Regions from separate parts of the Homo sapiens genome. Here region 2 is linked to region 1. A link is a contact called in ENCODE Hi-C or POLR2A ChIA-PET data. All regions are on one chromosome and are shown on one strand. Each heading gives the region's core, a stretch centred on a gene start or an enhancer-like site at or near the end of the contact. The rest is flanking DNA. Distances are from core to core; before and after follow the strand shown. Region 1 holds the start of STARD3 (StAR related lipid transfer domain containing 3). Region 2 holds the start of TNS4 (tensin 4).

Region 1 (2,700 bases), core at 151-2,650:
GAAATGGGGAGGAGGGGCTGGGATCTTGGTGGGTGGGGCCAGGCCCTGAGTCCCTCTCTGCTTGCCTTTCAGAGCCTGGGGAGGAACCTCAGCGCCCTTCCCCCTCTGAGCCTGGCACATAGGCACCCAGCCTGCATCTCCCAGGAGGAAGTGGAGGGGACATCGCTGTTCCCCAGAAACCCACTCTATCCTCACCCTGTTTTGTGCTCTTCCCCTCGCCTGCTAGGGCTGCGGCTTCTGACTTCTAGAAGACTAAGGCTGGTCTGTGTTTGCTTGTTTGCCCACCTTTGGCTGATACCCAGAGAACCTGGGCACTTGCTGCCTGATGCCCACCCCTGCCAGTCATTCCTCCATTCACCCAGCGGGAGGTGGGATGTGAGACAGCCCACATTGGAAAATCCAGAAAACCGGGAACAGGGATTTGCCCTTCACAATTCTACTCCCCAGATCCTCTCCCCTGGACACAGGAGACCCACAGGGCAGGACCCTAAGATCTGGGGAAAGGAGGTCCTGAGAACCTTGAGGTACCCTTAGATCCTTTTCTACCCACTTTCCTATGGAGGATTCCAAGTCACCACTTCTCTCACCGGCTTCTACCAGGGTCCAGGACTAAGGCGTTTTTCTCCATAGCCTCAACATTTTGGGAATCTTCCCTTAATCACCCTTGCTCCTCCTGGGTGCCTGGAAGATGGACTGGCAGAGACCTCTTTGTTGCGTTTTGTGCTTTGATGCCAGGAATGCCGCCTAGTTTATGTCCCCGGTGGGGCACACAGCGGGGGGCGCCAGGTTTTCCTTGTCCCCCAGCTGCTCTGCCCCTTTCCCCTTCTTCCCTGACTCCAGGCCTGAACCCCTCCCGTGCTGTAATAAATCTTTGTAAATAACTGCTGAGACTCCTCTTTCAGGGGAAGCAGGAGGAAAAGGGAGGTAATGGGGCGTCCTGATAGGGAAGGCCGGTGGTCAACCAAGGGTTAGGGTTTTGACCCTACTGTCCAATCCTCTAGTCTAGGAGTCTTTCTGGCAGACAGCAGGCTCGGGGCACTCAGAGGAAGAACTACAGAAGTTCTAGCTGCTGCTTGGGATGGCTGAAGGAGGCAGGTGGGGTGGGGAAGTCCTTCTCGAATAACTGGATTCCTCCAAAGATTTCCCCATCCCCACAGGACTCCCCTCGGGAAATTCCCCTTTTTCCCTCAGTGCCAGGCCTGTGTGGCCTAATAACGACGGCCCTGGTCTTCTTCCCACTCCCCTACCCTTAGGTAGGCCCTTAGACTCCGGCCTTTGAGTCCGCTTCTGCGCAGGGCCGGGGCTGGAGGCGGGGCGAAGGGGCGGGGCCGCAGGCGAACGCAAGTCCCGCTTCGCTCTCGGGGGCGGACTCAGCGGCGGAAGTGGCGCTGCCGGAAGATCTTCTTCCGCTCTGAGGCGCTACTGAGGCCGCGGAGCCGGACTGCGGTTGGGGCGGGAAGAGCCGGGGCCGTGGCTGACATGGAGCAGGTGGGTCCCGGAGCGGTCGCTGGGAGCGGGTGGCGTGCGAGGGCCGTCTTCCGCCGGTCGAACCCGCTTCGCCGCCCGCTGTCCGTGCTGGGTTCCGTCCGACCCTTCCCACACCCGCTGCGTCTCAGGTTCCGCCCCCTTCCTCTGTCTGGCCTCGCGCCGCCCCGCGCGGGTTGGGGTCTCCAGCAATGACTCTTGGCGACCCCGCCTATCCTGGGGAGCCCGGGGAGGACGTTCGGGATCTCCTTCCAAAGCCTCCGTCTTAACTGAGGGGAGAGGAGAGGGTGAGGTGTCTGGGTGTTATGAGCAGGGGCAGGTATGGGGAGGGGTCGGAATCTGGGGTGAGAGGAAAACATCTACGCATTCCGGTAGCTCTGCGTCTCAGTGTCATCCCGTGTCTCCCCAACTTCCTTTCGAAACGGCCGTGAATAACTTCCTAATTGGTATTAAAAGGGCCCTTTGAAGTCTTGAGTTCTTAGAGGTGCATAGTACCATTGACACTCATTTCTAATGACACGTTCCCTCACCCCGCATTTTTGGGTTAGTCAATGTCTCCTGGTTTTCTTCGTACCGCTCTGACAGTCGGTCAAAGTCCCGCTTCACGTTTTCCTCTGTCGCCCAACCCCTCGCTCTGTACACTGAATCTCAGTGGTCTTATTTTCCCCCACGGCTTCAGCTTTACACCAACTAAATACCCAGATCCACATCTTCAGCGCAGCCCTTCCCTGGAGCTCCACGCTTGCCCATCCAGCGGCCATTGGGACAGCTCTGCTTCACATGGAGCTCACTGGGTCCAAACTTGAACTGGTCTTTTCCTTGCAGATTAATTCTTCCTCTACCCCAACCCAGCCGGAAGTCTGGTAATTTCCTTACACTTTCTCCTCTCTTTCAAGTCCCACATCTTAAAAGTGACCTAGTACTGCCAACTTCCTGAACATCCTTCAAACCTGGGCCAGCTCCATCTCTTCTGTTACCACGCTGTTGATGTATTGTCAATTCCCAACAGTCCAGCCCTGGCAGCTTGCAACCCAGTCTCCAAACTGTAACTCTTGTGATCCTTTTAGAACACAAGTCTTACGGTGCCAGTTCCTTGCTGATAACCTTTTTCTGGCTTTCTATTGCCTATGTGCTGAACCCCTAGCACAATTTACACAGCTCTCTGTGATCTGACCTAGCAGTCTCCTGTGTGCACCCTAAGGTCCAATAATACGG
Region 2 (2,700 bases), core at 181-2,680, 860 kb after region 1:
ATATTTAAGAACCCTGTCCACCGCTGCCCCTTCTGGGATTCTGGAACCAAGAGGGACAGACCTGGAGCTGAGCAAAGGGCAGGCAGCCCCTACGCTCCTCTTCAGCCTCCCCTCACTTTTAAGGCTCTGCGTCGCCCTTGGATGTACCAAGGCAGGGCTCCATCTTACTCCTGTATTCCTGAATGCTGCCCCCTTCGCGGCCCCGCACACTCCTCTAACTTGCTCTTTCTTGCTGTAAGTGGTGGGGAGAGTCCCTGGGCCCGGGGCTCTGTGTGGTTGGGAGGCACGGGGCGGGGGCAAGGAGGGCTCCAGCCACCTCTGCTCTATTTGTAGGTGCCCCCTACCCGCTCCCACTTCTGATTCTGACTCAGATCTCTTTCTTTGTTCCCAAGGACTCTGGGGAGTCCTGGTGCCTTGGCAAATCCCCTCTTCCGTGTCATTGCCAACCTCTTCTCCTGACTTACTCTCTCCCAATGAGCCCAGGTCAGTGAAGGGAGAGGGTGGGGCAAGGGTAAAGCCTGAGTCTCCCCCAAAGCACTTTGCCTCATTAGCCCAATCTCCACTGCACCCCCTATTTTTGAAAACTGGCTCCCGATCTTCCCATCCCTCCCACCCAGACCCGGTGACGCAGGACGTGGACCTCAGGCAGGGACCCATAGGACCAGTGAAGGCCAGCCGCCCCATCTCCCAGTCCTGTCTACCTCTGAAGTGCCCAGAGGGCTCCCAGAGCGCTGGGAGGCGAGAGGCCTGGGTTCTGTGTCCAGTCCCTTTCCATGACCTCAGGCAAGCCTCTTCTCTGTGGCCCTCAGCTCTCTCATCTATTTGCCGAGGGGCACAGGTTTAGTTCCCTTGAACTGCTGAACTCCGCGGTCTGTGATCCTGAGACCATCTCTGTCTCATCCACATCCTCCACCCCATTTCTCCCCACCTTCACTCTGAGCCCTGAGAAATGGAGAAGCTGAAGACAAAAGGTTAAATGAGGCTGGGCTCACGCCTGTAATTCCAGCACTTTGGGAGGCTAAGGTGGGAGGATCACCTGAGGTCAGGAGTTTGAGACCAGCCTGGCCAACATGGTGAAACCGCGTCTCTACTAAACATAAGAAAATTAGCCGGGCATGGTGGCAAACATCTGTAATCCCTGTTACTTGGGAGGCTGAGGCAGGAGAATCGCTTGAACCCTGGAGGCAGACGTTGGCAGTGAGCCGAGATCGCGCCACTGCACTCCAGCTTGGGTGACAGAGCAAGACTCCATCTCAAAAAAAAAAAAAAAAATGTTTAAATGAATCAGGGCCAGCAAAGGTGCTCCGTGTTCCTCTCTTCTTAAAGAATAAAGGCACCTACCTGGTGTCCACAGGTGGGCAGACTGTTGCCTTCACTACTGGCTCCTGGGACCAAGACGACTCAGAGTCCAGGTGAAGAGTCAGGAGAGGCGCCAGTTCACCTCCAGACCTGCCTTAAAAGCAGCTTGCCCGCCTTCTCTCCTCCCCTCCGGGCGGGCCCTGCACGTGGCCCTGACAGCAGTAGGCCCCACCCCTGCTGGATCCAGTGAGCTCAGGTGGGGCTGGCACAGGCAGCAGGAAGGGAAGCACTGGGTGGTGGGTTTTGGGTCTGGGTGTGTGTGAGGGGCTCCCAAGTTCCTGCTTGGGCTTCTCGTGGCACCACATGGCCAGGGAGTCCTTGCTTGGACAGGGCATAGCTAGAATCAAGGTGTGCAGTGGGCACTCCTCAGGTGCTGGCTGGGGCAGAGGCCATGGGTTGGCAGAGCTGGCAGAGAGTGAGGGCCTTGACAAAGCAGGATGCCAGTGGGCAGGAGACCCTCTGCAGTCCCCCTTTGTGCTGGGTCACACTGGGACAGGCACAGGGTAAGGGCCCACTGGAAGTAAGGCTAGGCACGAGCTTGTCTTTTCTTCTTTCTCTCCTTTTACAGTAATGACTCTAGCTTGGGATGGGGCCTCTAACTCAAGGAAAGGAGGCTGAAGTGTCTGGAGGGCTTTGAGAAGGGGCTTATAGCTGTTCCTTCACTCATGGGCTATCTCTGTCCCTCGTCTGGTCTGTGCCCCAGGGTGGAAGTTCCCTGAGGGGAGGACATTGGAGGGTGAGATCAGGAAGCCCAGAAGTCTGGTCTGGTAGCTCCTTCTCCATGGTTCCAACTCTCTCCCTGTTCTAGAGGGGCAGGGGTCCTAGAATGTTGTAAGGAGGTGTTCAGACATGGTGAGGGGAGGGTGCTGATGGCAGAGCCTGGTCTGGGAGCGGTCTGAAGTGAGGGAGCTGGCGAAGTCTCCAGCCCAGGGACTCATGGTGATCCCAGTAGGCTAATCTCAGGGGTGGGTTGCCCCATGCCCCCATTATGCCCAGTGGAAGGGCTTCTGGCCTTACAGTTTTTGATGCCCTGGGGTTTCACTGAGGCATGGTGAACTAGTGCATGGGAGGCCGGTGAGCAAAGCTATGGAAAGTTATATAAGGTGCCCCTTCCTGATGGTGACATAAAAGGTGTCCCTAGGTGTCCATGCAGCCTTGTTGGCACATGGCTTGATGAGCAATTATGTCTTTGGATGAAAAATGTGGTGCTCCTGCCCTGGAGTGGATGTCACTGCACATGGCGGCTTCCCCCATGAGGCTGTGGCTCATGATTGTGGGAGAGTGGGAGGGGCGACTCGTGAGTTTCTTGAGTGGAAGGGGCAGGTTACAGTAGGGCGAAGT

Evidence for each region. A loop is a pair of places that touch in the nucleus more often than their neighbours do. ChIA-PET counts read pairs that join two places held with the same protein, here RNA polymerase II (POLR2A).
Region 2: a map of Calu3 shows a loop between it and region 1 (2.1-fold over the local background). The contact joins the promoter of TNS4 here to the promoter of STARD3 in region 1. A Hi-C loop is called at or near these places in 1 of 168 maps with a recorded cell type or tissue (Calu3). POLR2A ChIA-PET finds 5 or more read pairs at or near these places in 1 of 52 experiments (T-cell).

Annotation. Positions count from the first base shown.
Region 1 is chr17:39,635,744-39,638,443 of GRCh38, forward strand. It overlaps STARD3 (StAR related lipid transfer domain containing 3), which reads left to right and starts at 1,401. Exons shown (of 15, transcript NM_006804.4): 1 at 1,401-1,488. It overlaps PPP1R1B (protein phosphatase 1 regulatory inhibitor subunit 1B), which reads left to right. Exons shown (of 7, transcript NM_032192.4): 7 at 73-881. The coding sequence ends at 122. LOC124903998 (a long non-coding RNA gene) reads right to left here and starts at 1,547. Exons shown (of 2, transcript XR_007065749.1): 1 at 1,248-1,547. RefSeq lists enhancers at 1-169, 1,953-2,072 and a silencer at 1,343-1,412.
Region 2 is chr17:40,500,193-40,502,892 of GRCh38, forward strand. TNS4 (tensin 4) reads right to left here and starts at 1,431. Exons shown (of 13, transcript NM_032865.6): 1 at 1,342-1,431.